4 separate regions of the Homo sapiens genome follow, and all the other regions are linked to region 2. A link is an interaction called in ENCODE POLR2A ChIA-PET data of the cell type or tissue named here. Cell type or tissue: Caco-2. All regions are shown on one strand. Links, peaks and the distances in the headings refer to the core of each region. The heading gives the core; the rest is flanking DNA.

Region 1 (7,892 bases), core at 1,802-5,801, 140 kb before region 2:
TTTCTCATCCATTCCTGAGTAACAATAAACTAAATGCCTGCACAACTTCTGGGAGAAGTGTGGTGTTGATGAGGCATATAACAAGAGACTAGTTAGTAATCACACATTCATGGCTGGAAATCTGGAATTCTTAAAACAGCCTTCAAAAAGAATAAGGGGCCGGGCACCGTGGCTCACACCTGTAATCCCAGCACTTCGGGAGGCTGAAGCAGAGGATTGCTTGAGGCCAGGAGTTTGAGACTAGCCTGAGGAACAAAATGAGACCCCCTCCATCTCTATAAAAAAAATTTTTTTTAATTAGGTGCAGTGGTGCATGCCTGTGGTCCCAGCTACTGGGGAGGCTGACAGGAAGATTCCTTAAGCCCAGGCGCTCAAGGTTGTAGTGAGCTATGATGGTGCCACTGCACCATCTAGCTTTAAGCCACAGAGCGAGACCCTGTATCTAAAAATAAAAAACTGGGTGAGCACAGTGGCTCATGCCTATAATCCCAGCACTTTGGGAAGCCAAGATGGGAGGATTGCTTGAGCTCAGGAATTCAAGACTAGTGAATTCCCACCTCAACAAAAACTACAAAAATTAGCTGGGTGTGGTGGCATGCGCCTGTAGTCCCAGCTACTAGGGAAGCTGGAAGGATTGCTTGAGCCCAGGAAGTCAAGGGTGCAGTGAGCCATGATTGTACCACTGAACTCCAGCCTGGATGACAAAGCGAGACTCTGTCTCAAAAAATAAATAAATACACACATATATATACACATATATAAGACATGTCTATATATAACACCATGGCAAGTGGTTCAAAATATATTAACTGAATGAAAGAAGCAATGATGAAATTTTTTCAAATATTAATTATTTAGGTTACAGGTATCTGAATTTTTTTTTCTTTTTCTTAAGAGTCTCTGTCACCCAGGCTAGAGTGCAGTGGTGCAATCTTGGCTCACTGCAACCTCTGCCTCCCGGGTTCAAGCAATTCTCCAGCCTCAGCCTCCCCAAGTACCTGGAATTACAGGCACCCACCACCATGCCCAGCTAATTTTCGCATTTTCAGTAGAGACAGGGTTTCACCATGTTGGCCAGGCTGGTCTCGAACTCCTGACCTCAAGTGATCCACCCACCGCAACCTCCCAAAGTGCTGGGATTACAGGCATGAGCCATCGCAGCTGGCCACAGGTAGAATTTTATGGATTACTTTCATTTTCTCTGTTGCATTTACGTATATTGCTTTTATAATAGGTCAAAAAAATTAAGGCACACACATAATTAACCAAGCTAAAATTTACCAAACCCAGAGGTAAGCATCCTTCATTCTGGCTCTGAGATATGAGCTAGATGCCAGATGCAAATCTAGGGACAATTTCATCAAAACTGTTCTTGAGATGGAGCTTCACTCTTGTTGCCCAGGCTGGAGTGCAATGGCACGATCTCAGCTCACTGCAACCTCCATCTCCCGGGTTAAAGTGATTCTCCTGCCTCAGCCTCTTGGGTAGCTAGGATTACAGGCGTGCACAACCACGCCCGGCTAATTTTTGTATTTTTCGTAGAGACGGGGTTTCGCCATGTTGGCCAGGCTGGTCTTGAACTCCTGACCTCAAGTGATTCACCCACCTCGGCCTCCCAAAGTGCTGGGATTACAGGCGTGAGCCACTGCGCCCAGCCCATCAAAATTATGAACAAGGACACACGAGGTGGCTCATGCATGTAAACCCAACACTTTGGGAGGCTGAGGTGGGTGGATCGCTTGAGTCCAAAAGTTCAAGACCAGCCTGGGCAACAAAGCGAGACTGTCTCTACCAAAAAAAAAAAAAGAAAAAGAAAATCATAAACAGTATTTATCATCAAATGTCAAAAGAATAATGAAGGCTGGGCGCGGTGGCTCACACCTGTAATCCCAGCACTCTGGGAGGCCGAGGCAGACGGATCACGAGGTCAAGAGTTCAAGACCAGCCTGGCCAACATAGTAAAATCCCATCTCTACTAAAAATACAAAAATTGGCCAGGTATGGTGGTGCACGCCTGTAGTCCTAGCTACTCGGGAGGCTGAGGCAGGAGAATCACTTCAGCCTGGGCGGTGGAGGTTGCAGTGAGCCAAGATCACACCACTGCACTCCAGCGTGGGTTACAGAGCAAGACTCTGTCTCAGAAAAAAAAAATAAATAAATAATAACGAAGTACAAAAATGTAGCCATTATTCACTAAATTCGTTCATTAAATATATATTTATTGAAGGCAACTATGTACCTAGTACTGTGGGTAATTAATAAAATACAGACTCTGCTCTCAAGGAGTTTACAGTCTAACTAGAGGAACCAACCAAGCAAACCATTAATCCATTAAAAGAGCACAACGAATATCAGAGAAGTGATGCCTATGGATGTAAAAGGCCAATGAACAAGATACTATGAAGGATAAGCAACATAAAGCCAAAGGCAGTTAAGATGAGGTACTGAGCAAATATTCAATTAGCACATCTCAGACACAAGCTGTAGACTAACAGACCACTCCCAAGCTTACAGCAGGTTCATACAATGGTGTTTATTCAAAGATATATTAAAATTAAGATGAAGGGGCCTGGTGCAGTGGCTCACACCTGTAAAATTAAGATGAAGAAATATAATTCAGTTCACACATAAAGCACGTACTATGCCAAGAATTCTGCCCAGAGCCAAATTACAAACACAAATAAAACTCAGTTCCTGCCCTTAAGGTACTCATAGAAAAAAGTAATTATCCTTCCTTTTAAAAACAGAATATACCATTAACAGGCATATTTGTAATAAACATATATGTATTAAATAATTATAACTATATATAATTACAGCATATGTAACAATAAGCTATATATGAGATAATAGAGGGCCAGGTATGGTTGCTCACACCTGTAATCCATCCCAGTGCTTTGTGAAGCTGTGGTGGGAAGATCACTTGAGGCCAGGAGTTTGAGACCAGTTTAACCAACATAGCAAGACTTCATCTCTAGGAAAAAATTTAAAAATTAGCTGGGGTGATGGTGTACGCTACTCGGGAGGCTGAGGTGGGACTACTGCTTGAGCCCAGGAGTTCAAGGCTACGGTGAGCTATGATTATACTACTGCACTCCAGCTGTGGACAACAGTGTGAGACCCTGTTTCTAAAAATATAAATTAATATTAAATTAAAAAATAATAGGCCAGGTGCAGTGGCCCACGTCTGTAATCCTGGCAGTTTGGGAGGCCAAAGCCAGTGGATCGCTTGACCCCAGGAGCTCGAGACCAGCCTGGGCAACATGGCAAAACTCCTTCTCCACAAAAAATACAAAAAATTAGCCAGGCATAGTGGTATGCGCCTGAAGTCCTAGCTACTCAGAAGGCTGAGGTGGGAGGATCACTTGAGCCTAGTAGGTCAAGGCTGCAGTGAGCTGTGACTATGATACTGCACTCCAGCCCAGGTGACAGAACAAGACCCTATCTCAAAAAATAGATAATATTAATAGAAAAATGCCATTAACAGGCAATTAAGAATGATAAACCTCAGATCATCATAAAGGCTATCATTTATTAAGGACTGACTCAATGCCAGGGATGCATATTCCACCAAAAAGAAGGGTTAAATCCCTCCCAGGTTACAAAGCTAAGTTTTTGTTTTGAGACAGGGTCTTGCTATGTGGCCCAGGCTGGAGAGCAGTGGTGTGATCACAGCTCACTGCAGCCTCCATCTCCAAGCTACCCTCCTGCTTCAGCCTCCTGAGTAGCTAAGACTATAAGCACACACACCACCACGCAAGGCTTTTTTTTTTTTTTTTTTTTTTTAATAGAGACAAGGTCTCATACTCCTGAGTTTAAGCAATCCTCCCGCCTTAGCCTCCCAAAGTGCTGGGATTACAGGCATGAGCCACCACAGCCGACCACAAAGCTAGGTTTTGGGCTCAGTGGCTCTGTCTCTTCCAAGGCTCGATTACAAGAAAAGCATACAAAACTGAAAGGAAAAAGACCAAACTATTGGATATAAAAAAATATAGAAAACAGCACAGACATCTGACCCCAAGATAAACTTTATTTATATATAAAGACCAAGTTTTATGGCTTCATGTTATATAGTTGGTATTTGTTCAGGTATTTATTTTGAATACAGTCCATCAAGAAAACAAAACTTAAAGGAAAAAGTTTGTACTGACTGCTAAAATTTATAACCCACTATGGAAGAACGAAAGGGTCAGCATCAAATTTTCAGTTTCTCCAATGTCGACAAGTCATCTTATGTCTAAATCAGGGGTCGACAAAGTACAGCCCCAAATCAAATCTGGCCTGCAGCCTGTTTTCGTAAGTAAAACAAACATTTGTAAATAAATTTTTTTTTTTTTTGGAACACAGCCATGCCCATTCATTTGGGTATGGCTGCTTTCCTACTACAATGGCAGACCTGAGTGGTTAAGACAAAGACAGTATGATCCACAAAACAAAAAAACATTGATTTTCTGGTCCTTTACAGAAAAACTTTGCAGACCCCCGGTCTAAATGATTACCATATATATCACAAATGGTGGAAAAATAATTAGCCTGTTCATTTCGGCCCTATTTAAGCTTTATTATGAACTCTACCTGATTTAAGTACTCTTACTTTATAATTACTGTCACTTAATTTCCACAAATATGTTCACATTTCAGTTATTTTCCATAGAGTAGGTCTTACATTAGCTGACCAGTAATTTATCCTTCACATCATTACTACAACAAAATCCTAATTAAGGCACATCTGTGGCCAGGTGCAGTGGCTCACGCCTGTAATCCCAGCACTTTGGGAGGCTAAGGCGGACGGATCACAAGGTCAGGAGTTCAAGACGAGCCTGGCCAACATGGTGAAACCCCGTCTCTACTAAAAATACAAAAATTACCTGGGCATGGTAGTGCACTCTTAGCTACTCAGGAGGCTGAGGCAGAAGAATTGCTTGAACCTGGGAGGTGGAGGGTGCAATGAGCTGAGATCGCACCACTGCACTCCAGCCTGGGCAACAGAGTGAGACTCCATCTCAGAATAAAAAAAAAAAAAAAAAAAAAAAGGCACATCTGCAATTATCCCCATAGTTATGCTTCAGTTTTGTACAATCTACAAAGATATAGACAAGAAAAGATGAACACACAAACAAGAGCTGCTATGACTAAATAATTTCTAATATCTGATTCATATTAGAACACCTCAAAGTGCCATTTAGAACCAACAGCATCTGGCCAGGTGCGGTGGCTCATGCCTGTAATCCCAGCACTTTGGGAGGCCGAGGTAGGTGGATCACCTGAGGTCAGGATTTCGAGACCAGCCTGGCCAACATGGTGAAACCCCGTCTCTATTAAAAAAAATAAAAAAATTAGCCGAGCATGGTGGCATGTGCCTGTAGTCCCAGCTACTTGGGAGGTTGAGGTGGGAGAATCACTTGAACATGGGAGGCAGAGATTGCAGTGAGCCGAGATCTCGCCCCATTGCACTCCAGCCTGGGTGACACAGCGAGACTATGTCTAAAAAAAAGAAAAACATCAGTGTCACCTGACTGCATATGAGAAATGCAAATTCATGGCCCCTATTCCAGACCTACCAGGTGATTTTTATGCACATTAAAAGTCCAAGAATCACTGCACCAAAAGAGAGTTCATATCACTTACCTTGAGCGTGAAAAGGCTGATTCGGCCAGGCAGTTTATAAAACAACCCCTCTCCTCCTCTTGAATTGGAATGTAGCATAGCATTGAGGCATGCGAGAGGGGAAGTCCCACTGTAAAACCACAAAAGAATGGATGAGGGTTATACAATCCATCTGCCTACTTAAAGACCTAATCCCTCCAACTCATTCTTAAATGAGAAGAAGCTAAGCAAGAAATACAGAAGAAAAAATCTCATGACAATTTCACTGTGAAAATAGTAAAAGAATAACCAAATGAAATTCACATAAATCACACTCAGAAAACTCTGGAATAAACATTATGTGATACCCGAAATCCATAACTAACACTTCTTCAGTGCTTTTTGACAATATAAATCAAATTTCCAAGAAATTTAGAAAAACCTCACAATTTTTTCAAGTTATATTTTAATAAGTTAATAAATTTTTAGTAAAATTTTACTATTAAAAGTTTCCTAGCCTCTATATTTCAATCTACATATCATACTCAGAAACTGCCACAGAATACTATGACAAAGAATCACAGAATCAATGGTGCTGTGCCAATAAAACAAGCAGAACTTTTTTTCCAGTTAAACATTTTCTAGTAAGTACACAAAAAGAACAGTATTTCATTTGTTTTTTCTCTGCTGGAAGTGGGGAGATTGAGTTTTATTCTGTATCTACCCAGGAACAATTATTTAAACCTAAATGCAAAAAGTAAGTCAAGTGGATTTAGTTCCCAGTAATGCTTAAAAAATAAACTGAAACAATGGCATACTAAGTTGTTTCATGGTCCCTGCCACAACAGCAGGTTACAAAACGTGACAATTCAGTGCAAAGGATGCTACTTACTGAATCTTTAAATAGAAAAGCTACCAAAAATATCAACAAATGACCATTATTAATATTAACTGAGTTTGGCACTAGCATATTAGTGCTAGGAGTCACCTGTGCACCCTCTCTTCCCTCTCCCCAGCATGTTAAAAAATATATAAATAGCTTAAGTAAGCCTCTTTGCATTTTTCAGAACTAGAAGCCCTAATTTATGCAGTGTTAAAAATAAATTCTGAGTCTAAAAAAACCATTAAAAAACTATTACTTATTTTGCCTTGGAACACACTGGATGCTAAAAAATTTTTCACCAAGAACCAATCTCTAAAAGAAACCCTATGCAAAATCTGGAGTATCAAGTGGGTGTGCTAGCATCTCTGCTACAAGGGGAACAGCATGCTGGCACAGCTCTTCTGTGACTCCTACATATTATACCTCTGTCTACAAATTACAGAGCTGCTCACTCATCATGAGCCATCATGACTGCTTCATAATTCCTCTAAGAACAAGAAGCAGAAACAAGTTAAGGTTCTCAATTCCATATGTCCCAAAGGGACTCATTTACCTTCTATAGGCAAAGTGGTCCAACAGCAGTGCAGACAGCAGCATGATGGGAAATAGCCCATAAAAACAAAAATAAAGCACAATTATAACACTACACAGTGGATAAGTACAAGTCAAATAAATGTGATGTAGACAATCTCAATCTTCCCTCCCCACAAAACATCAACTTGAGAACGTTTGAACTGACAACTGGAAAGTGAAGGCCTTTTGACCCTAAAAGGTCAATTAAAGCAGCTAAGTTTGACTAGCAAAAACATGAAGTTTGCTCTGAGTCCCAGGCAAGGACTGTGTAGTGCTCTCCTCTTTCCTCATTTAAGTACTTTCTTTGTTTTTTGTTTTGTTTTGTTTTTTGAGATGCAGTCTTATTCTGTTGTCCAGGCTGGAGTGCAGTGGTGCAATCTCGGCTCACTGCAACCTCCGTCTCCTGAGTTCAAGCGATTCTCCAGCCTCCGCCTCCCAAGCTGGAACTACAGGCTACAGGCATGCGTCACCATGCCGGCTAATCTTTGTATTGTTAGTAGAGACGGGGTTTTGCCATGTTGGCCAGGCTGGTCTCGAACTCCTGACCTAAGTGATCTGCCTGCCTTGGCCTCCCAAAGTGCTGGGATTACAGGCATGGGCCACTACCCCCAGCTTTTTTTTTTTTTTTTTTTAAGTTTGAAGTTAGGATGAGGAAAAAGAAAGATGAAAGATAGTCCTGGCTTTCAAGCCTGCAAATTCTATGTTTCTAACTTGTTACTTCTCCAGGAAAACTACACCATAAATTTGGAAAATAAAGGTCACCTCAAAATTTAGTAAATTCACATCATATATGACTGCAATTAGTAAGGGGAAAAAAGTCAGTGGTTTTTTATGTTGATGAGACCACTGT
Region 2 (7,892 bases), core at 1,388-5,387:
AAACTGGCTCTGGGAGGTCAAATTCTGGCTTAACACCACCAGCTGGGCAGCCTTGGGAAAATTATGACAATTCTCAGGGCATTAATTTTTCCTTGTGCAGAAAGAGAAGGATAATGACAGCTCCTATTTCCCAGGGCTGGGGAATAAATAAGAGAATGCCCCCATAAAGCAATTAGCAAGCACAGTGCCTGGCATGGAGGTGACGAGCAACGAGAAGCAGTCAAATTAATCAACAGCCACATTTGTGCCTTTGTCTCTTTCAAGTTTACAACGTGCTCTTATATACATGCTTTAGCTGATCTGGGCCTTTGAACAACCTGTCGGTTTTTATCACCATTTTATAGGTAAGAAAATTGGGTCAGAGGAAAAAGTGCTAGCTCACAGAACACAACTGAATTTTGCTAGAACTTCTGGTGCCCTTTCTTTCAGAACACAAGTGATTATTACTGCTGATATGAATCAAGGTGATTTGGAGCTGGGCATGCAGTCTCAGCTACCAGAGAGGCTGAGGCAGAAGGATCGCTTGAGCCTGGGAGATCAAGGCTGCAGTAAGCCATGATCATGCCACTGCACTCCAGCCTGGGAGACAGAGCAAGGCCCTGTCTTGGGGGGAAAAAAAATTAGGCGGGCCCCACTGGAGCCCCAGACTCTAAAGTGTGTGCCTAGTGTAAGGCTGTGGATGGCAAATGAATTCCAAAATGAAATCAGCCAGCCAGCTACAGGCTTACAACCTAGTGGTGGCAGGGAGTGTACGGGCTCCCTCATCTGCAGCTCCTTCTCTGGATGAGGCTTGAGAGCAAGTCTGGACAGGCAAACCATCTCTCAGTCCACCCAGGACTTAAAACACTTCATTGTTTTCCCAAAAGGGAAAAATAGCAAAGCCCTTTCTGTACAGTTTCTCCTGCTTAGAGTTGGGTGGCAGCTCTATACAGCAAATGCTGACTTTGCTGTTTGAGATCTTTGATACAGTGTGACCTCTGAGCTCTGAACCAGGCTGCCCCTGACAAAAAAAGTGTTTCCTCCCACAGGTAAACAAGGAAGAAGGCACTGCAAGGAGCTCTGGGCCTGGCTCAGTGGAGGCTCTGCCACCTTTCCAGGATCAAAGGCCAAGGGAGGTGACATGGCAAGGAAAAGATCTACAGGGGTCAGACAAGGAATTTTAGAACCACAAGGTCAAAAAACCATGGGCTCTCAGGAGTCACAGATTATTAAAACTGCAGCATTTGAGACCAAAACACTCATGACTTAGAGCACCTTAAGCCTCATGGTGTTGGCAGAGATTACATTGGAAGGGAAGAGTCAAAAGGTGCTTCTCCACTGATAATTCTGATGGCTTCTGGGCCCTGGGCATCTTCTGTGAGGTCAGAGCCTTGGCAAACGTTCCCTCGTGAGAATACGGCCTGAAGGCTCCAGCTGCAGGAGGACGGCTGGGAGAACAGGCTTTGGATATCAACCGAATGCCAACATTCTACCAACCAGGCCCCACTGGGGCAAGAGATCAGAAGAGATCTGATGGTGCCAGGTTTGCAGTGGCCATCAACCACCAAAAGACTGTGAGAACAATACCATGATAGTGTGGCTTGATGGTATGTGCTCCTTGCCAGGAACATGCTGCGTGAGTGGCACTTAGTCGCCCACAGAGCGCTGCACAGCACCACAACCGATAACTTCCATTTGCATAGTGTTTACAGCACAGGACAGCATTCATCCCCCAAGCCCCAGAAATGGCCTAGGAAGTAGGGGACAACAATGGCTCTGGCCAGGCAGTGGGGATGGCTCTTGAGGGCCACATTGGGGGACACCTTGAAAAGCAGCCAAAAGACCCACACCAGCCCCAGCCTCATCCACATTCAGTTAAGGTCACTTTAGGTACCTACATTAATAGAATTCAATGATTTTCAAAAACCACAGAGAGTTCTAGGATAGTCATGACCTTGTATCAAAATTATAGAAATCTCTCTATAAAAAAATCTCTCTGAAGAGTTCAGCATCCCAGGCTGCTCAGAGCAGAGTGGACCAGAAGACGGAGGCTGGACTGCTTTGCCAGTGTGAGAAATTCCCAGAAGAGCAGAAAGCACGTGCGATGGGAGATGCTCCTGCTCCTAGGAACCTGCAAGTCCTATGCCCTGGGATATGGAGCGTCTCCCTCCTTGAGGGGTCCCTGGCACTCTTCTCCATCTTTGGCAGGTGAGAAGAGGAGTTTGCAATCCCGGAGCACCTCTGGCTGCCAGGCCTGGCTGGAAGGACCAGCTCAGACTCTGGTCCCTCCAGGATCAGAGGGTCTGGTGCTCCGGCCAGAATCAGAACTCGTCCCGCAGCTTAGGGGGCCTGTCCATGCCGAAGAAAGAAGACGGCCTCCCCTGGAGGTCCCGCTCCCGCTTCACAAAGGCAGTGAAGGAGGAGACACAGTTGCCAATAAAGTGGTCGGCTTGGCCGAGGATGTACAGGTCGACCTGGGCCACCTCAGGCTTCAGGCTCACCACCTTCACCTGCAGGAAGAAGCACAGAGCATATAAGCTGGGGTGGCTACAGGCCAAGGCCTGCCATCCACACCCCCAACCTTATTCCCTGAGCTGCAGTTACAGACACAAAAGGAGGGGCAGAGAAGAGGAAGATGTGGTTCAGTGTCTGAGGGAAGCATTGCCCAGCTGCTGCCTAGGCCCACCCCACCCTTCCGGGCTCCAGGAGCCTCAGCTCCAAACACACCATTCACACCTTCATGTCTTCACTTGTGCTGTTCCCTCTGCCTGGAATGCTGCTTCAACACCCATTAAAATACCGACCAGACTCTTTTATTTTATTAATTTTTTGAGATGGGCTTTTGCTATACTGCCCAGGTGGGTCTTAACCTCCCAGGCTCAAGCAATCTCCCACCTCAGCCTCCCAAGTAGCTGGGACTACAAGTGTGCACCACCACACGTGGTTAATTTAAAACAATTTTTTTAGAGGAGGAGTCTTGCTATGTTGCTCAGGCTGGTCTTGAACTCTGAGATTCAAGTGATCCTCCTGCCTCAGCCTCCCAAATAGCTGGGATTACAGGTGTGAGCCACTGTGCTTGGCCTGACCAGACTCTTAAGGCTAAGCTCAAATTCTATTTTTCCTAAAGCCCTGGCCTGGTGGACTTCCCCACCAAACCAGAGAGGGGAACAGAGAGCTCCACACCTTCCAATTCTGGGCTGGATGCCTCCATCTCCCATGTACCCCAAATCCAAGCCCAAGGTCCGTCCAATCTACCCCTGAGATATTCCCCAAAGGTGAGCCCTTCTCTTGAGGGAGGGCCACTCCTTGGGCCCAATCATCACAATCTCTTGCCTGATGGACTGCAACAGCCTCTCCCTGGTCCCCTCACTGCCTCTCCTGGTCTGCTCACCACAGAGCAGCCAGAAGAAACTTTTCGAGATAACCTCACACCTGTCCTTCCCGCCCTCCAAGTGGAACACCCTTTAATGATGCCCTATTGCCCTTCAGATAAGGGTGACAAATTGTGAACGTGGCCTACAAGGTCCTCGCTGGGCCTCTTCTTATCCCACCCCCATCATCCAGCCCCTACCCAGGCTCCCGCCCTCCTCAGGACCTTTGTGCGTGCTGTGCTGTTTGGGGTGTACCTCCCTTTACCTGGTTAGCTCCTAGTTCTCCTTCGCATCTCGGCTTCAGTGGTGCCTCCTTGGGGAAGCGCTCCCTGGCCCTCTAGCCTAGGCCAGCATCCTCTGCTCTTCACTCTCACAGAACCCTGCTGCTCTACTTTGGAGCACACATCTCTGCTTATAGTTTCCACTCCTTAGTGATTCTCTGATTAGCATCATCTCCTGCCCCTGACTGGGGCTAGAGCTGTGTTGGTTTGCTCTCCACTGCTGGCCAGGCCCAGCACAGAGCCTGCCCCAGTAAAAATCTGGTGAGTGGACAGGTGAATGAATGGACCTGCCCATCTCTCTAGCAAGCTCCTGAATCCACCTTGTGGCCCACGTTATAGCTCTCTGCAGTCTCTTTTCCTGGGTCTAGAATGTGAGCCCTGGAGAGCGGGACCACATCTTATTTACTGGTACCCTTACTCAGCACTGGACCAGCTTAATGGAGGAGGAAGGCTTAGTTCAGGATAAAGGTGGCCTCTGAACCCATGGAGAAGGGAGTTGAGGGGTGGGGAGGGATGAGAAGACTGGCATAGGGACAGGAAATAGAAAATGGCAAGAGGTTCAAGGTGTAACAGATACACTGACTCCAAAAACTCACAAAAAAACTCCCTGGGACTCTCCAAATGCTTCAGCTTAGTATAGAGGTAGTTGGGGGTTGTAGGTAGGTGGGGGGAATGTGGGCAGAGTTGGGGCTGAAAGTGCTTTGCTGTTCCACAGAGATTTCTGATGTAACAAAAATCATCATCTTGCTATCTGGATTGTAGCAAAGAAATAATACCAGTTTAATCATGGCCAAAATCCCCCAAACAATTCCACTCACATTCTGAAACTTACCCACTCTGTGTCATGCCCATTATAATTAGCTCTGGGACTGCTTGGGTAAACTCTATCCTTTCTTGGAATTTTGGTTTCCTCAGCTATAAAATAGAGGGGTTGGGTTAGACAACCCCTGAGATCTCTCAGCTCTGATTTTCTCTTAATTATATTTTTCTTCTGCTTTTCTTTCTTTCTTTCTTTCTTTTTTTTAAATAGAGATGGGGGTCTCGCTATGTTAGGCCAGGCTGGTCTCGAACTTCTGGCCTCAAGCAATTCTCCTGCCTTGGCCTGGGATTACAGGCATGAGCCACTGTGCCCAGCCCCAGCTCTGATTTTCTGTTCAGTAGGTGGGGAGGAGATTAGAATGTGCTGACTTAGCACTTCCTCTCTGCACTGGAGCTTCCTGTGTCTGGGGTGAAAGAGAAGGGGAGGCCCTTGATATAAAGCCAGCGGTACCCAGTGTCTGCCTCTTAAGGCCTGCACAGCATTTACGGTTTTCACTCATCCTACAAAGTCCTATGGAATGCTTAATACTAATTCAGTCATTTTATCAATACGTACTCACTCATTGCCTGAGTATTACTCTTCACTGATATAGTAAGCACTGACCAAGAACATTCTAGTATTTACTCATGTACTGAATACTCACTATTCACGGCTTCTTCAACAGTTTGCTAAGCACAAAGATCCTTTCCTTCATTCATCAGCCACCAATTTCTACTACTGATGATAGCTAACTTTATTGAGCACTTATTTTGTAGCAGGAACTGTTTCAATTTCTTTACATCTGACCTTCACAACTGCCCTATGAGATAGGTACTATTCAGTCCCATTTTATAGATGAGGAAACAGAAGCACAGAGAGGTCAAATAACTTTTTCAAGGCTGCAGAGTGGGTAAATTCAAGTTCTCTGACTCCAGAGTCTCTGCTATTAACTCCTCCACTATACTGGATCTCTCCCCAGAGCCCACTCTCTACATCCTCATTCAACAAACTGACTGCCTACTAAGTGTCAGGCACTGTACTAGACACTGGTGATGGTAAGGCAGGGTTTCAGTCCCAAAGAGGTCGAAGCACCAGGCTAGACATCAAGGAATGTTAACAGTGAGTCAGCCTTGGACCCTGCCTTCAAGGAGCCCACAGCTCCTGGGAGGAAATAAGACATATTTCTACACCAGTCTCATACAGTCCAGAAAGTGCCCGAGAGAAGAAATGATATAGGGCCACGAAGGTCCCAGCAGGGATACGTGAGCTCCAGGAGTGGATGAAAACCTGGAAAGACTACGGAGGAGGCCTCTGAGCTGGGGTTTGAAGGAGGGTAGGAACTGAAGAGGAATGGTAGGTCCAGGCAAAAGGCTTGTAGGGGAGCCCGTGAAGCATGCAGTGGGCAGTGGGACCATCCTGGCTCCTCCTTTCATTCCCTTCCTACTGCACTCCCACTTGGCCCACACATACCTTCCCTTTGAAGAGCTGTTGGAGCTCAGGCACATAACTCTCGGAATCAGTAGCAACGTAGACCGACTGGGCATCCAGCGACCTCACCCAGAGCTTCACAGCCCTCTGGATCTCCTTCAGGTCAGGCAGGCACATAGTCATCGTGAGGGGGGCCGCTGTGCTGCGGCTGTAGCCCACACACTGCGGAGAGGCCATGAAGTGCGAGCCTGCAGTCCCGTCCTTCAGCATGGCACAGGCGTTCTTCTACGGAGAGCGGGGAACAGGGTTAAATACTGGCAACTGCCCTGGAACCCCAGAAGCAAGACCTGGTAAGTGGAAAAAGACAGGCTATACAGGAAGAACCTAACTACATTTTTTTTTTTTTTTTGAGACGGAGTCTCACTCTGTCACCCAGGCTGGAGTGCAGTGGTGTGATCTCCACTCACTGCAACCTCCGCCTCTGGGGTTCAAGCAATTCTCCTGCCTCAGCCTCCCGAGTAGCTGGAACTACAGGCACCCGCCACCATGCCCGGCTACTTTTTGTATTTTTAGTAGAGATGGAGTTTTGCCATGTTGGCCAGGCTGGTCTTGAACTCCTGACCTCAGGTGACCCACCCACCTTGGCCTCCCAAAGTGCTGAGATTACAGGCATGAGCAGCCGTGCCTGGCCTAACTACATTTTTTTTTTTTTTTTTTGAGAGGGAGTCTTGCTCTGTCGCCCAGGCTGGAGTGCAGTGGTGTGATCTCTGCTCGCTGCAAGCTCCACCTCCTGGGTTCACGCCATTCTCCTGCCTCAGCCTCCCAAGTAGCTGGGACTACAGGTGCCCACCACCACGCCCAGCTAATTTTTTGTATTTTTAGTAGAGACGGGGTTTCACCACGTTAGCCAGGATGGTCTTGATCTCCTGACCTCGTGATCCGCCTGCCTCGGCCTCCCTGAGTGCTGGGATTACAGGCATGAGCCACCACGCCCAGCCTAACTACATTTTTAAAGAAAACACTGAGGACCAGGCGCAGTGCCTCGCACCTGTAATCCCAGCATCTTGGGAGGCCGAGGCAGGCTGATAGCTTGAGCTCAGGAATTGGAGACCAGTCTGGGCAACGTGGCAAAACCCCATCTCTACAAAAAATACAAAAATTAGCCAGGTGTGGTGATGTGCGCCTGTGGTCTCAGCTACCCAGGAGGCTGAGGTGGGAGGACCACCACCTGAGCCCAGAAGGTGGAGGATGCGGTGAACTGTGATTTTGCTTGCCACTGCACTCCAGCCTCGGCAATGGAGTGAGACTCTGTCTCAAAAAAAAAAGCATTGAAGGAGGAGGAGTTAACAGTGGTTCTTTCTGGGCGGTGGGCACAGCACAGAAAGCCTGGCATTTTGAAACAAAAATTACTTTTCTTGGTCTTACTGCATTATCTGGGACATTCACTGAATTCTGAACAGTGGCAGTACTAACGGGCAGCCTTATATGATTCCCAACTACAGTGGGAACACTTCCAATAGCTCCCCAGGAGGTATGCTATCTGCTGTGGTTTCGAGAGATAGCCTTTATCAAGTTAAGGTGGGTCCATTCTATTCCTGGTTAGTTATGAGTTTTTATCATGAACAGGTGGTGACTTTTATCAAATGCTTTCTTGGCCTCTATTGAGATGATCATATGATTTTTCTTCTTTGGGTGTTAATATAGTAAATTTGATTACATTCTTGCGATAGATTTTTACGTGTTTTGTGTTGTGTGCTAATATGTTATTGGCTTTGACCTGTTAATATTTCACTTAGGGCCTATGCATTTGTGTTCATAAGCAAGAACAGGCTATAATTTTCTGAGCTGACCTTATCTGAGTTTGGTATTAGTGTTATGCTAGCTTTATAAAAAATAGAATCTTATATCTCTTGATGTTGTAGGAAAGTATAGATGGGAATTACTATTCCTTGAATGTCTGGTTGGAGCCACTCATAAGACATCCTGGCTCTGGCTCCCTTTCTTTGTGGGGGCTGGGGGAAAGAGGAGAGTTTA
Region 3 (7,892 bases), core at 2,136-6,135, 120 kb before region 2:
TTTTTAATCACAGTGCTTTTATTATAGATTATCTTCAGAAGTTAGTGCAGGTGGCATGTGGAAGATAAACAGGACAGACACTCAACCCTGCCTAGTTTGGGGATGAGTCACTTTTCAAACTGCACAGTTATAAGCAAAGTGCATATTCAAGAACCAAGTTAACAGGCCACCAGCAGACACCCAGGAATTCCCAAAGGGACACATATATCCCATAAACTGCACTGCAAGATAATATATTCTCATTGGCTCTGCATGTCAGCAGGCCTGGGTTTGAATCTCTGCAGTCTTTCTCCATCCAGTTCTGTGGCCTTGGGCAAGTTATGAAACCTCTCACTGACTCAGTGCCGTCATTTGGACAGCAGGGTACATAGCAAATTCAAAGAATGGAACTGAGATTAAATGAGATCTCTGTAAAGTGCCTAGCACATAGCAGATACTCACTAAATACCAGCCCTCTTTGCCTCCAAAAAGTTTTAGTGTCTAAAGTGTAAAAAGTGCCTCATTGTTTATACTTTGAGTGAAAGAAACCTTGGAACAGGGTTTGCCCCTGTAACAAATGTTCTCTCTCAATAATATTATCCCCGTTTTCACATGAAGCTGAGATTCAGAGAGGTCAGATTACCTCCCTTGGGTCCAGATGATTAAATAAGATTACATTTGCTAAATAAACTTCCAGCATAGCAGATGATCAGTACATGTATAGCTCTCCTTGTCCCTCCCACATTTAATTTATTTGTGTGACTTTGGTTTAGTGATTGTGTTCATGCTAGCATCTTTGGTTTCATCATCATATCCCCAGTGCCTGGCACAGTCTTGGCACATGGTAGGCACCCAATCTGTTGAATAAATGACCCGATCTCCGTAATTACTTTACTGGAGAAACTCTGAAGACTAATTTCCCTTTGAGCCCTAAACAATGTTTGGAACCTGCTCAGGGAGAATCGGGAAAGACCAAGACAGGATTTCACCCAAATATATCTATGCAAGTTATAAAGATGCTCATGGATAGAGAGCATGACTTCAGCTGGGCGTGGCAGCATGTGCCTATAGTCCCAGCTACTCAGGAGGCTGAGGCAGGAGGATCATTTGAGCCCAAGAGTTTGAGGCTGCAGTGAGCCATGGTTGCGCCATTGCACTCCAGCTTGGGTGACAGAGCAAGACCCTGTATAGGAGACTTCATGACCTTATTATTGTCATTAAGTCACAGAATCTGCCCATGTGATGGGCAGCCCTAACTCATAGCTCACCTTCCATTCACCATCGTTTAAATCCTGCTGTTCAGTCTCCCAGTAGGGAGGAAAACGTGTTTAAATTACCAAAATGTCTTTTTCGTTTGTTTGAGACAGGGTCTCTCTGTTGCCTACACTGGAGTGCAATGGTGCAATCTCAGCTTATTGTAGCCTTGACCTCCTGGGCTCAAGTAATTCTCCCACCTCAGCCTCCCAAAGTGCTGGGATTGCAGGCATGAGCCACTGTGCCTGGCAACAAAATGTCAATAATGGTTACCTCTGGGTAACCATCAGACTATGGCAACTTTTGATTGTCTTTTTTTTTTGAGACAAGGTCTCACTCTGTCACCCAGGCTGGAGTGCAGTAGCATGATCATGGCTCACCGCAGTCTTGACCTCCTGGGCTTAAGCCATCCTCCCACCTCAGACTCCTGAGTAGCTAGGAGTAGGTAGGGCCACAGACACATCCCACCACCCCGAGCTAATTTTTTTTTTAAATTTTTTGTAGAGACAGGGTCTCGCTATGTTGCCCAGGATAGTCTCGAACTCCTAACCTCAAGTGATCCTCCTGCCTCGGCCTCCCAAAGTGCTGGCATTACAGTTGTGAGCCATGGACATATTACCTTTTGTTTTTGAGATAAAGTCTTGCTCTGTCATCCAGGGTGGAGTGCAGTGGCATGATCTTGGCTTATAGCAACCTCTGCCTCCCAGGTTCAAGCAATCTTCCTACCTCAGTTGGTGGGATAACAGGCATGTGCCACAACACCAGGTTAATTTCTGTATTTTTAGTAGAGACAGGGTTTCTCCATGTTTGGCCAGGCTGGTCTCAAACTCCAGACTTCAAGTGATCTGCCTGCCTCAGCCTCCCAAAGTGCTGGGATTATAGGCATGAGCCACCACGCCCGGCCCATATTACACTTTTTAATTGAAAAAAATTCTTTTTCATTTCAACCGCAAAACATAGAACATTTAGATTAAGGTAGTAGCTATGGGTAATATTTTTTCTTTTTTATATTTGTATTTTCAAAACCTAGAATTAGTATGTGCTACTTTTATGATGGAAAAACAAATTCCATTCTTAATGCAATATACCTCAACAATGTGAAAACAACTTTAATAATTATTAATATTTTTATTTTGCTTAAAAAGATTTGTGGGACCCCCTAGAATGGCCTCAAAGGAAGGATAACCTGAGCTGCTTTTTACCGAAATCACGGAAAATGGCAGCTCTCTGATGCTTTAAGGTTTTCAAGTATAGATTTCAGGACCTCAATAAGGTACCCATCCCAATTTTTAATCTCTCTTAATAATGCAGAGATTTACTCACATCCACCATAATGCTTCTGGCCTCAGTTTAAGCCATTTCCTCTATTATTTCCTCTGTGAAAGAAGGAAAAGAACCTTTAAAATGTATTTTAACATCAAAATGCTGAGCGGGTGGTGTGCCCAAGTGATGAGAGCGGTGAATGGGTTATTTCTTTGTTTCCCATGATTTATAATAAAAACATCAACTTACACCCTACCCTAAATGACTTTTCTTCCTCTAATAACTAAATGTGAAGTTGGGGGCTTATATAAATGGCTTTTCACAGGACTTAACTCTTGAATTCCAAAACCATCATACGAGGTGAATGAGAAAAGTGGGCCAGTAAAGAAAAGACACTTTCCCAAGATTGCACAATTGGTTGTTGCTGGAGTCAACATTTAAACCCCAAGCTCCTCATTCCAAGTTCTTTCTAAGGCACTGTGGTAGCCTTAGAAATGGCCACCTCCTCACATTCATATCCTTTTTTAGTCCCCTCCCACTTTGATTAGGGCTGAACTCTGTAACTGTGGAAATGAGCATAAGTGGCTTCTGGGGCTAGGTCAGAGAAAACATTGCAGCTCTGCCTTGTTCCAGGTCACATGCTCTGGGGGAAACTAGCCACCATGTCATAAGGACACTCAAGCAGCTTTCTGGAGAGGTCTATACGACAGTAGCCCCAGACAAACTTTCACATGACTTCAGCCTTGGCCAACATCTTGCCTACAACCTCACGAAAGACCCCAAGCCAGAATCATCCACATAAGCTGGATTCCAGACCCACAGAAACAGCGAGACATGATATGTTGATTTTTTGTTGTTGTGGTGGTGGTGGTTTTTTTTTTTTTTTTTGGTTTTTGGTTTTTGGTTTTTTATTTTTTTGAGATGGATTCTCACTCTGTCGCCCAGCCTGGAGTGCAGTGGTGTGATCTCAGCTCACTGCAACCTCTGCCACCCGGGTTCAGGCAATTCTCCTGCCTCAGCCTCCCAAGTAGCTGGGATTACAGGTGCCTGCCATCGGGCCCAGCTAATTTTTGTATTTTTAGTAAAGGTGGGGTTTCACCATGTTGGCCAGGCTGGTCTTGAACTCCTGACCTCATGATCCACCTAACTTCAGCCTCCCAAAATGCTGGGATTACAGGTGAGGGCCACCGTGCCCAGCCGAAATGTTGATTGTTTTAAGTCACTAGATTTTGAGGTAATTCGTTTCACAGCAATTGACAACTAATAAAGACAGTGTCTCCCCTTCTGAGTGGTGCTTACCTTTTGTGAAGCCTGTTAAAAAGCAATGGACTCTCTTTCCAGAAAAACTTATACCTATTTATATGAAATTCTCTATAGTGTTCCAAGGTATTCCTGGCCCCTCTTGAAACCCCAAGAAATACAACTACATGTCCCAGTTTATGGAGTTAATAGATGCCAGAGCCAGGATTCAAACCCAACTACCTCAACTACACAGCTCACATCCTCTGCCCCTTTGCCGTTCTGCCTTCCTGGAGGCCTGGGTTCAGAACCACTGCTCTAAGTTAAGTTGTCCTTACATCTTCATCTTCCTTCTGCATTCTATCCCTTTATTCTTTTTTTTTTTTTTTTAAGAGTGAGCAGCAGCAAGATTTATTGTGAAGAGCGAAAGAACAAAGCTTCCACAGCGTGGAAGGGGACCAGAGTGGGTTGCCCTATCCCTTTATTCTTGCAGGTCACATTTCTCTGGACCCATTTTAATTGCAATTCCTGAGTGACCCATTGTGTATTAGGTCCCAGCAAAAACACAAAGACAAGCTCACTGACTCCGAGGGCCCCTGGTCTAATGGGATCTTAGAGATGGAAATAAATAACTGTACACATTATTAAAACCTATTATCTTAGGTCCTTTTGGACAAGGAGGCAGCAACAAACTCCGAGAGGGCAGCCTTCACAGAGGAGCTAATACTTTAGCTGGGCCTTGAAAGCCCAAAGGAAAGAGGGTGGCTCAGGTGAATTCTGGGTAGAAGTGCCAGTGAGTATGATAGGGAGTGGTCTCCATGGGTCTGTGTGTGAAAGAGCAAGTGTGTTCACTTGGGGACAGGCCAGCAGTCCAGAGGGGCAGGAGCAGGAGACAAAGCCAGAAAGGTGGGCTGGGCAGATCCCAAGCAAAGTCTTGACCACCTCCTGTAACAACCAGCTCAATAGAGCTATGATCTGAGCTCATATATTGGCTCTTACCCAACCCTGTGGCCCCAGACCCAACAGCAGAGGCCCTGACACAGGTGTTTGTCAACGTTTTCTGAATGAATTCATTCAAGCAGAACTGGGTGCTAAGACTGGTCTGCAGTTGGGGCAGGGAAAGCAAGACAGGGTTGCAGAGTCACCCTTGATGTCTCCTTGAATGTCATTTCTTTGGCAAGGTTTTGCCTGATTTCCTACATTCATTAAGCCGTCCATCCTCCCATACCACTCAATGCGTTCTTCAACATATAATGAAAAATCTAATTCACTCTTGACATTAATGATGACTTCAATGTCTACTCCAAATTAGACAGTCAGCCAGATGATGTAAGGGACTGCTTGCTTCTTCACTGCTCTGCTCTCCATCCTAGAGGAAAGACTCCTCTATCCCAGAAAACAACAGTAATACAGCATGGGGCACCTTCTTCCATTGGCACTGATAGCCTCTTACTGGGATGCCAGCCCTGTGCTGAGCCCTGGGGACTTACAGCCTAGATAGACACAGTTCCTGTGTTTACACAGATGGATTACAAATGATGGCAAGCCAACGTAGTAGGTGCCCTAGCAGATAGAAGCCTGGGGTGCTGTTAGAGTTGACAGAAGGGGATGTCTGAAAGCTGACACCAGGTAGGGGAGAAATTAGTTCCAAACTCAACAATTATAGTCACTTTGGGTGCAAAATAAGCATTCAAAAATGAATAACTTTTAATGTACTACTAATAATTCCATTAGAAAATGGTGCGATGAGGGCCAGGCACAGTGGCTCATGCCTGTAATCCTAGCACTTTGGGAGACCAAGGTGGTAGGGTTGCTTGAGGCCAGGCATTCAAGACCAGCCTGGGCAACATAGTGAGACCGTGTCTCAAAAAAAATAAGAAGAAAAAAAGAAGGAGAAGGAGGAAGAGGAAGAAGAATAGGGAAAAGAAGAACAAGAAGAAAAGAGGAAGAGGAAGAAGGAGAAGGAGAAGAAAATAATAATAATAATGGTGAGATGGCTGGGCACAGTGGTTTGCACCTGCAATCTCAGCATTTTGGGAGGCTGAGGCAAGGGTATAATTTCAGCCCAGGAGTTCAAGACCAGCCTGCACAATATAACAAGACTTCATCTATACTAAAAATAAAATAAATTAGCTGGGTATGGTGATGCACACCTGTAGTCCCAGCTACTTGGGAGGCTGGGGCAGGAGAGCTGCTTGAGCCTAGGAGTTCAACATTGCAGGGACCTCTGATCATGCCATTGCACTCCAGTCTGGGCAACAGAGTGAGACATGTCTCAAAAACAGGAAATAGGTTGGGAGAAAAAACCAAAATGGGTTGGGAGAAAAAAAAATGGTGGGAAAAAAAGGATTCCATTCACAAGAGCAATTAAAATATTACATCATCTGGGCTGGGCACAGTGGCTCACACTTGTAAACCCAGCACTTTGGGAGGCTGAGGCGGGAGGATCACTTGAGGTCAGGAGTTTGAGACCAGCCTGACCAACATGGTGAAACCAGTCTCTACTAAAAATACAAAAATTAGCCAGGCATGGTGGCGCATGCCTCTAATTCCGGCTACTTGGGAGGCTGAGGCAGGAGAATTGCTTGAACCTTGGAGGTGGAAGTTGCAGTGAGCCAAGATGGTGTCACTGCACTCCAGCCTGGGTGACAGAGTGAGACTCCGTCTCAAAAAAGAATAATAATAATAATAGTAATAGATAAAAAAAATTACACCATCTGGAAATAAAGTTAACAAAAATGTACTGGTCTTATAAAAAGAAAACTATAAAACTCTACTGAAGAGCATAACATCTTGGACCAGTGGAAATCAGAGCTTTCCTTAGAGTGGAAGGTCCTATAACGTGGATATTAATTATCCCAAAATCATCCCACCAAGTAAATGTCATCCCAATGAAGATCCCAGTGAGATTTTATTGTCAAAACAATCCTAAAATTCAACTGGAAAAATAGGTGCATCATTTTCATAAAAAAAAAGACCTAACATTTACTGACCACTCACCATGTGCCAGGTGCCATCCTGAGGACTTGCTATGCATCGTCTCATCACATCTTCACAAACACACTGTGAGGTAGATACTGTTATTGTTAACATTATACAGATGAGGAAGCAGAAGTTCAGAGAGCAAAAAAATAACTTGTTCAAGGTAACACAGCTAGTTAGCGGCTAACCTGGGATTAAAGCTCAGGCGGGCTGACCTCAAGGTCCATGAATTTTACCACTTTGCTCTACTGCCAGGAAAACTTTGAAGAAGATTAACGAGCTGGGACTTGTTCTACCAGATATTAAAATGCATTAGATAGCTACAACAGCTAAAACAGCAATTTCAACAAAGAAATACAGTCCTATTAAACCAAACAGAGTATAGAAACAGAGCCAGGTGTATGAGGAATTGTAGTGTATGATAAAGGTGACATTTCCAACTGGTGGAGAAAAAGAAGTCAATAAACAGAATGGGACTAGCCACAGACTAGCCACTTGGAGAAAAATTAAGCTAGAGCTCCACCTCTCTCATTAAATCTAAATAAATTCCACCTAGATCAAAAATTTACATGTGATAAAAGAAACAATAAAAGTATTGAAAGAAACAAATGGATATTTTTATAATCCTGGAACTATTAATCTTTTAACTATATTTTAATAATTAGGCAGTTTTCCTAAGCACAATATGGAAGTTAAAAAATCCTTGGGGGCCGGGCGCGGTGGCTCATGCCTGTAATCCCAGCACTTTGTGACGCTGAGGCAGGCAGATCACTTGAGGTCAGGAGTTGGAGACCAGCCTGGACAACATGGTGAAACCCCGTCTCTACTAAAATTACAAAAATTAGCCCGGCATGGTGGCACATGCCTGTAGTCTCAGCTACTTGAGAGGCTGAGGCAGGAGAATCGCTTGAACCCGGGAGACAGAGTTTGCAGTAAGCCGAGATTGCGCCGTTGCACTCCAGCCTGGGTGACAGAGGGAGACTCCGTCTCAAAAAAAAAAAACAAAAAACAAAAAAAAAACAGGCCTAAACATGCTATTAACAAAAGAAGAAATACAAATGGAAATAAATACTTGAAAAGATTTTCAGCCTCATTAGGAATGGAACTACAGATTAAAACAAGATTGAGATATTTTTCAATAGATCAGAGTGGCAAAGGTTAAAAAGATTGGCAGA
Region 4 (7,892 bases), core at 1,723-5,722, 180 kb before region 2:
TATTGTGTATCAGCACCACCAGCAACCCATAATCAAACACATTAATTTTTAAAAAAATAAAATGTAGACAAAGACCAAGTGAAACAAATAAGCTAACCTAGACCTGTCAATCTACATCAGAGTTTTGACACAAAATGAGTTTACACAGGTCAGGTTTTACTACTAAATCAGTCAAGGGGAAAAAAATTCAGTTCTCATAATATTTTGGATTTCAGAATTGTTAATAAGGGACTATAGATCTGTATCAGGAATTTGAAGAGTTCATCATTAAACACAAGGAATTACAGACTTTTTAAGCATAAAACTTGATGTCATGATCGTAACAAAGCATGTTTCTCAAAACTTTTAAAAAAGATTTATAAGTTTTATATTTTTCTCATCATAATTACAAAATGCAAAGAAAATGTAATGAAATCTTTTCACTAACCCCCACAGAAAGAGCCTCCAAGTCACTTCCATTTTACCCAAGCATACAATATGAAAAGGTAAGGGAATAGTCCCTTAGAGAAATTCTCACACGTTTGTACATGGAGATTAAGGATAAGTGTTGCTGCAGTGTTTATAACAGGGATTAGAAAACAGTGAAAAACGCACATATTCATAGCAGGGGACTGGATAAATAAAATGTAGCTATATTGATATGGTACACTATTAAACATTAAAGAAAATAAAATACACTTATATAAACAAACATACCACATACCTCCATATGAATAGGAGGATGCACGTTAAATTAATGATAGTGGTTGTAGCTACTGGGAAGAACAGGGGCAACAGGCCAGGGTGGCAGGTGGGGACAGAGGGATTGGGGTTTGGCATAAAAGCCAAGGGCATTTTCCACTTTCTCTGTACAAACGCTTGAGCTTCCATATTTAAACATGGCAAAATAGAAGTTGGTTAAGGGGTATAAAATTACAGTTAAATAGAAGGAGTAAGTTCTAATATTCAATAGTAGAATAGGAAAATTATAGTAAACAATAATTTACTATATATTTCAAAATAACTAGAAAAGAAGAATTTTAATGTTCCCAACACAAAGAAAAATGTCTATGTATTGCATACAGGTATCAAAATATCACCTGTACCCCCAAAATACATATAACTATTATATCTCAATTTTCAAAATTTGTAGTGTACTGCATTGAATCTACAAATCAAATTGGGAAGAACTGACATCTTTACGATATAGAATCTTCTTAATCAACAACATGGCATAGCTGCTCTCCATTTATTAAGGGTTTGTTTTGTTTTTGTTTTTGTTTTCTTTTTTAAATATTTTTTCTTTTCTTTTGTTTAATGGTATTTGGGGGTTGTGGATAAACATGGCAAAATGAACATATACTTCTTTGCATCTTCCTGAGGGTTCACTAGAATGACTATAAGGGAACAGTAAAAGTGTACATGCATAAAGACAAAGAGTAAGGGGAAGGAAAAAGGCAGTAGATGAGGGATGTCAACAGAAATCTGAAAGACCAGGTTGAGCAGGAAGGTAAGAAGTAACTGACTCAGCAAAGAAGGAAAGTTGAAGTTTATGGCTGCAGAGGGAAAAGCCACAAAAAGCAAGCCAGTGCTTCAAAAGCCCGGAGCACGCAGGGAAGTGGGAGGCACCAGGAACCACTGCAGACAAGAGTTGAGAGGCAGGGGCTGAGAACAGGAGAACTGTTTCAAACTCTGAATAAAACAGTCAGACCCCCTCAGGTCTCCTTCCTGTCCCTAAACAGTAAGGCAATACACCCTTCTCCCACTCCAGAGGAAAACAGATTTATATTCTGATTAAACTGAACCACGGAAGTTCTGGAACAGAAGACTAGAGGCACAGCTCAAGGGATGGGGCATGGAGTGAGATGCCACACTCTAAATAAGACCAACAATAGAAAATCATGACGCAGGCTGGGCATGGTGGCTCACACCTGTAATCCCAGCACTTTGGGAGGCTGAGGCAGGAAGATCACCTGAGGTCAGGAGTTCGAGACCAGCCTGGCCAACATGGCGAAACCCCATCTATACTAAAAATACAAAAATTAGCCAGGGGTGATGGCGGGCACCTGTAATCCCAGCTACTAGGGAGGCTGAGGCTGGAGAATTGCTTGAACCCAGGAGGTAGAGGTTGCAGTGAGTTGAGATGGCACCACTGCACTCCAGCCTGGGCGGCAAGAGATAAACTCCATCTCAAACAAAACAAAACAAACAAACAAACAAACAAACAAACAAAAAACACCAGAAAATCATGACACCACTAGCTTCCCTCCCCACCTTGGCTCCCAAAGCTCCCCAAATAGTAGTAGTACTATGACCCCAACCACAGCCTACTGTCATGTAGATGGCAAGAGATGAAAGGATTTCTCCTCCTGGAAAAAGTGACCAGCCTAGGAGAAAACACTTTCAGAAATGGATAACAGGAGGATCCCCTAAAAGCATCTAGGTCCCCACCCTCTATCACAGCCAATAAACACTGCTCACAAACACAGGATCCATCAGTTTGCTCACTGTTGAGTGACCTATCAAGAACCACCAGCTATTTAAGCACATTGTTATATGAAAGATAATCACAATAAACAAAAGAAGAACTGAAAGGAAACAAAGATAAATAAAATTTCATAGTAAATGTTCTCAAAGAGGCCCAAAACAAACATAGAGTGCTTTTTTTAAAATAAGATATGGGGTGTTGCTATGTTGCCCAGGCTGGACTCAAACTCCTGGTCGTAAGCAATTCTCCCACCTTGGCCTCCCCAGTAGTCGGGACCACAGACACGTACTACAGCTCAGCCAGAATATTTTTTTAAAAAAATAAAGCAACATTAAAGAACATGAACAATCTGCTAGAAATTAAAAATGAGAGGCCAAAAACAACAGATTATCTCCTAGAGAACTGATTAAAAAAAAAAAAGAAAAAGAAGCTCCATTAAGAGAGTCCCACATCCAACAAATAGAAGGTCCAGAGGAAGAAAGCCAAAAGACAGAAATAATACAAGAAATTTTCCCCAAATGAGAAGACTCCAGTTTCCGAGTTTAATAAGGCAAAACACTCAGCATAATGAATGAAAAAGACCCATTCCACAGCATTATCATGAAATCTCAAAACACAGGAGAGAAACAGATCCTAAAATCTTCCGGTCAAAAAAAACACACGATATCCAGAAATCACAATGGCATGTTTCTCAAAAGCAGCTCTGAAGAATGTAGTAGTAAGAGTAACATCTTCTGGAATTCTGAGCCCAACCAACAATCTAGTGTGGAACACAGAATAAAGACATGTAAGGCCTCAATTTACCTCCTAGGCACCTGTTCTCTAGAAGCAACTCTACGTCAATCTGCTCTACATAAATGTATTGTGTAGAGAATGCGCACACAACTAAAGGAGTAACAATAAATGAGATTTGTGTGAGATCTAGGAAAGGCAGGACATACCAGGAGAAAGTGAAGAGAATTCCCAAGGTACATATAAGGAAAGTCCGAGGAAAACAGCCACATGCACGTGAAAAGAGTAGCCAACAGGCCCCAGTTTGCCTGGGAGTTTCCAGTTTTAGCACTGAAAGTCCTACACCCCGGGAAACCCCTCAATCGTGGGCAAACCAGGATGGCTGGCCACCTTACACCACAAACTGTCCATGCGGAGAGCAGGAAAAAAGATGGCTCCAGGAACAAACATTCAGAAAGAAGAATGAAATACGTTGAACACATCAAGAATTGTACAGCTGTTAATAGCACTGGGTTTCATCTTTTGTTTGTAACCCATTTTGTTTTTTATTTCCCATCTTTGTTATTTTATCTACATATTGAATTATGTGAAATATAACATGATTACAAATCAAAACTATATAAAAGGTTATACTCAGAGTAAGTGACACTGCTCCCCACCATCCCTTCCATTTCCATCCCCCTCCAACTCTCCATTCCATTCCTGTTAGTCCCCTAACCAACCTCATTGTTTCCGGTGTATTCTTCTTGTGTTTCTTTTTGTACAAATGATAATATACACATCTGTTTTATTTATCCTTCATCCTTAAACAACAACAACAACAAAATCTGCGTGCCTCAGAGAGTATTTTGCTCTTCAATTTTCCACTTAACAATATATTCTGGAAATTACTCTATCGTTTCATGAAAACTTCCTCATTTTCTTCTCAGCTGCATGATACTCCATGATGTTGATGTATCAAAGTATAACCACTCCCTCATGTACCACCAGCATTTAGATGGCTTTTAATATTCTGCAACTACAAATACTACTGCCTTGAATAATCAAATGGAAACAATCGGTCAAAAGGTAGATGCAAATATAATTTTGTTAATAGTATCAAATCCCCCAACAAAAAAAAGTATCCATTTGTTTTCTTGACCTGGGGACAGTGGCTCACGCCTATAATCCTAACACTTTGGAATGGCAAGGCGGGAGGATCACTTGAGCCCAGGAGTTCAAGATAAGCCTAGGCAACATAGTGAGACCCCCATGTCTGCAAAAAAAAAAAAAAATTAGCCAGCCAGGATGCATATGCCTGTAGTCCCAGCTACTTGGGAGGCTGACGTGAGCTACGATCCCACCATTGCCCTCCAGCCTGGGAGACAGAGTGAGACCTGTTTCCAAAAAAAAAAAAAAAAAAATTTATTTCTTTTCTTAAGGGTAATGCAACAGTGCTTGTTTTCCCACAGCACTAAAAAGAGGAAGTGGTTGTGATACATTTAAAATTTTTACTGACATATACTTAAAGTGAATAACATAACCACACTGAAGGGGCACAAGGACAGATCTAACCCAAGTAATTCTTCAAGTATTTTGACTATATATCCTTAGGCTAAAAACCTAAATGAACTATAAACAAATACTGAGTTCTAGTTAGATTTGTTCTTCCACAGTGGAATGGGTTAACAATTATAAAACTACTAAGTGTTTATACTAAAACTGAGCAAGTAGGTAGATACAAAGTACATAATAGAAGCCAGGTTGTTCAATGTTGGAGTAGCAAGATGCACATATAGAAAGGTAAAGTTAGAATGAAACCCCCAGTAAGAGACTAATTTCAAGGTATTAGTATGAATACTATATTTACCTATAGACAGACAAAGAGAGAAACAGGTACAGATGTATACATGCATACTATTCTAAGCTAAAAGAAACCAGAGCTCCCCAGGAAAATGGATGATTCTAGAAGTGGGGCTGGGAAAATATAAGCTAAGCCCAGAACATCTTGCTGGGTCAGAAAGCAGGTAAGTAAAGAAGTGTTCAGGAATGAGGAAAACACATAAAAAGGACACAAAAGCTGGAGTACATGCAATTCCACTGGCCAAATCAGCGACAATTTGTACATTAAAAATGATAGTAAGATTATAACTCAATAATAAAATAAGAATCCATGGGTAGGGCTGGGCATAATGGCTCATGCCTATGATCTCAGCACTTTGGGAGGCCAAAGCGGGTGGATAACTTGAGGTCAGGAGTTCGAGACCAGCCTGGCCAACATGGTGAAACCCCATCTCTACTAAAAATATAAAAGCTGGGTGTGGTGGCACAAACCTGTAATCCCAGCTACTTGTGAGGCTGAGGCAGGAGAATCACTTGAACCCAGGCGGCAGAGGCTGCAGTGAGCCAAGATCGCACTACTGCACTCCAGCCTGGGCAACAGAGCGAGTCTTCATATTTTAAAAAAAAAAAAAAAAAAAAAGGAATCCATGGCCGGGCACAGTGGCTTATGCCTGTAATCCCAGCACTTTGGGAGGCTGAGGCGGGTGGATCGCTTGAGGCCAGGAGTTGGAGAGACAAGCCTGGCCAACATGGTGAAACCGTCTCTACTAAAAAGACAAAAATTAGCCGGGCATGGTGGCAGGCACCTGTAACCCCAGCTACTCGTGAAGCTAAGGAAGATGAATCACTTGAACCCAGGAGACAGAGGTTGCAGTGAGCCGAGATTGTGCCACTACATTCCAGCCTGGGTGACAGAGCGCATGAGACTCCATCTCAAAAAAAAAAAAAAAAAAAAAAAAAAGAATCCATAAATTCACAACGAATAAACAAATGGGGGAATAAATTAAAGCTCTCCCCCTTACTGAAAAACCACAACTAATAGATGTCAGATAAATGGTGGAACTTAAAAAAAAAAAAAATCACCACTTGACAACAACTCTCAGAGTACTAATTTTTTTTTATTTTTTTTATTTTTTTTTTTTTTTGAGACAGAGTCTTGTTCTGTTGCCCAGGCTGGAGTGCAGTGGCACGATCTCAGCTCACTGCAACCTCCATCTCCAGGGTTCAAGCGATTCTCCTGCCTCACCCTCCCCCAGTAGCTGAGATTACAGGCATGCGCCATCATGTCCAGCTAATTTTTTTGTATTTTTAGCAGAGACAGGGTTTCACCATGTTGGCAAGGCTGGTCTCAAACTCCTGACATCAAATGATCCACCCACCTCGGTCTCCCAAAGTGTTGGGATTACAGGTGTGAGCTACTGCACCCAGCCTCAGCGTACTAACTGTTTTAGGTAGGAATCCTTCATCAGTGGATGCTAAAACCAGTGAATGAAAGTACATGAGACTATTCATATAGTCTCAAAGTACAGTAAGTGCCCTCTACCCGAAGTTTCACCTTCCACAGTTTAAATAACCTGTGGTCAACAGCAGTCCAAAAAATTACAGTATTTTGAGAGAGAAAGAAGGATCACATCCACATAACTTTGATTATAGTACATTGTTGCAATTGTTATATTTTATTCTTAGTTATTGTTGTTATTCTTTTACTGTGCCTAATTTAGAAATTAAACTTGGGGGGCTGGGCACAGTGGCTCACACCTGTAGTCCCAACACTTTGGGAGACCAGTGCAGGAGGATCACTTGAGGCCAGAAGTTCATTCAGGACCAGGCTGGGCAACGGTGTAAGACCGTATTTCTAAAAACTAAATAAAGGAATAATAAAATAAAATTTATCAAAAGTACATATGCATAGGAAAAAACACAGTATATATAGGGCTTGGGACTATCTGTAATTTCAGGCACCCACTGGTCTTGAAACATCCCCAGCAGATAAAGGGGACTACTGTATCTCTCTACAAGGTACTATTTATAGGAGAGAAATAAGGCAGACACCACCTTAACCAAGTGTTTGAAGTTATCGTTATCAGAAATCAGACAAACAGGTATCGTGTCTCCTGATAAAATGTACTGAGGAGGACATGCTGAGGTATTCCTGTCAAAAACATTACTTTAATAATGAAAAGCATCAAGACAAATCCATATTGGAGAACTTACTATTAATACAAAATAAATGGTCTGTACTTTAAAAAAAATTAAGTCATAAAAGACAATGTTTGTGAGAACTTTTTCAGATTAAAGAAAATGAGATTTGACAAACAAATGTACCATGTGATCAAGGATGAGATCCTCAACCAGAATTTTGCTTTATAATTGGCATTAGAAAAGAATAGGTAAAATTTCAGTAAAATATGCAGTTTTTTTTTTAAAGATAGGGATCTCACTATTGTTGCCCAGGCTGGAGTACAGTGGCTATTCACAGGGTTGATCATGGCATACTGCAGCCTTCAACTCCTAGGCTCAAGCGATCCTCCCACCTCAGCCTCCTGAGTAGCTAAGACTATAGGTGTATACCACCAAGCCCAGCTCAAAGTATGCACATTAGACAGCAAGCAGTACCATATCAACATTAATTTTCTGACATTGATAATTGCAATGTGGTTATGAAAGAGAATGTACTTGTTGTTAATAACTATTTAGAGGTTAGGGGGCATTATGTCTGCACTTTAGTACATGAAAAAAATAACATGTAGCTAGAATTATAAAGCAAATACAATCGTGTCTGAAATTATGTCAAAATTACAAGTTATTGAAAAATCAGCTATATACCTGCTAGGGCAAAAAACTGGGAAACAAATTTTTAAAACAAATTCCA

Evidence for each region. ChIA-PET counts read pairs that join two places held together with the same protein. Peaks named below come from ENCODE experiments on the same cell type or tissue, not always from the same donor. Only the 100,000 strongest peaks of a DNase experiment are listed, where the experiment ranks them.
Region 1: POLR2A ChIA-PET joins it to region 2 with 6 read pairs; 5 of 35 experiments call an interaction of 5 or more read pairs at or near these places.
Region 3: POLR2A ChIA-PET joins it to region 2 with 5 read pairs; 8 of 35 experiments call an interaction of 5 or more read pairs at or near these places.
Region 4: POLR2A ChIA-PET joins it to region 2 with 9 read pairs; 2 of 35 experiments call an interaction of 5 or more read pairs at or near these places.

Annotation. Positions count from the first base shown.
Region 1 is chr20:32,366,860-32,374,751 of GRCh38, reverse strand. ASXL1 (ASXL transcriptional regulator 1) reads right to left here. Exons shown (of 13, transcript NM_015338.6): 3 at 7,023-7,025; 4 at 5,629-5,737. Among named protein-coding and RNA genes, the nearest start is that of ASXL1, 12 kb to the right of the region's middle. RefSeq lists an enhancer at 5,403-5,512. In Caco-2, for the core only: no CTCF peak of the experiment used is centred there; no DNase peak of the experiment used is centred there.
Region 2 is chr20:32,229,070-32,236,961 of GRCh38, reverse strand. It overlaps POFUT1 (protein O-fucosyltransferase 1), which reads right to left. Exons shown (of 7, transcript NM_015352.2): 6 at 5,901-6,143; 7 at 1-2,489. The coding sequence ends at 2,301. It overlaps LOC124904884 (a long non-coding RNA gene), which reads left to right and starts at 5,921. Exons shown (of 2, transcript XR_007067560.1): 1 at 5,921-6,208. In Caco-2, for the core only: no CTCF peak of the experiment used is centred there; a DNase peak (open chromatin) is centred at 3,481.
Region 3 is chr20:32,347,532-32,355,423 of GRCh38, reverse strand. No RefSeq gene overlaps it. Among named protein-coding and RNA genes, the nearest start is that of ASXL1, 6.9 kb to the left of the region's middle. In Caco-2, for the core only: no CTCF peak of the experiment used is centred there; no DNase peak of the experiment used is centred there.
Region 4 is chr20:32,409,305-32,417,196 of GRCh38, reverse strand. All of the region lies in intron 4 of ASXL1 (ASXL transcriptional regulator 1), which reads right to left. Among named protein-coding and RNA genes, the nearest start is that of ASXL1, 55 kb to the right of the region's middle. In Caco-2, for the core only: no CTCF peak of the experiment used is centred there; no DNase peak of the experiment used is centred there.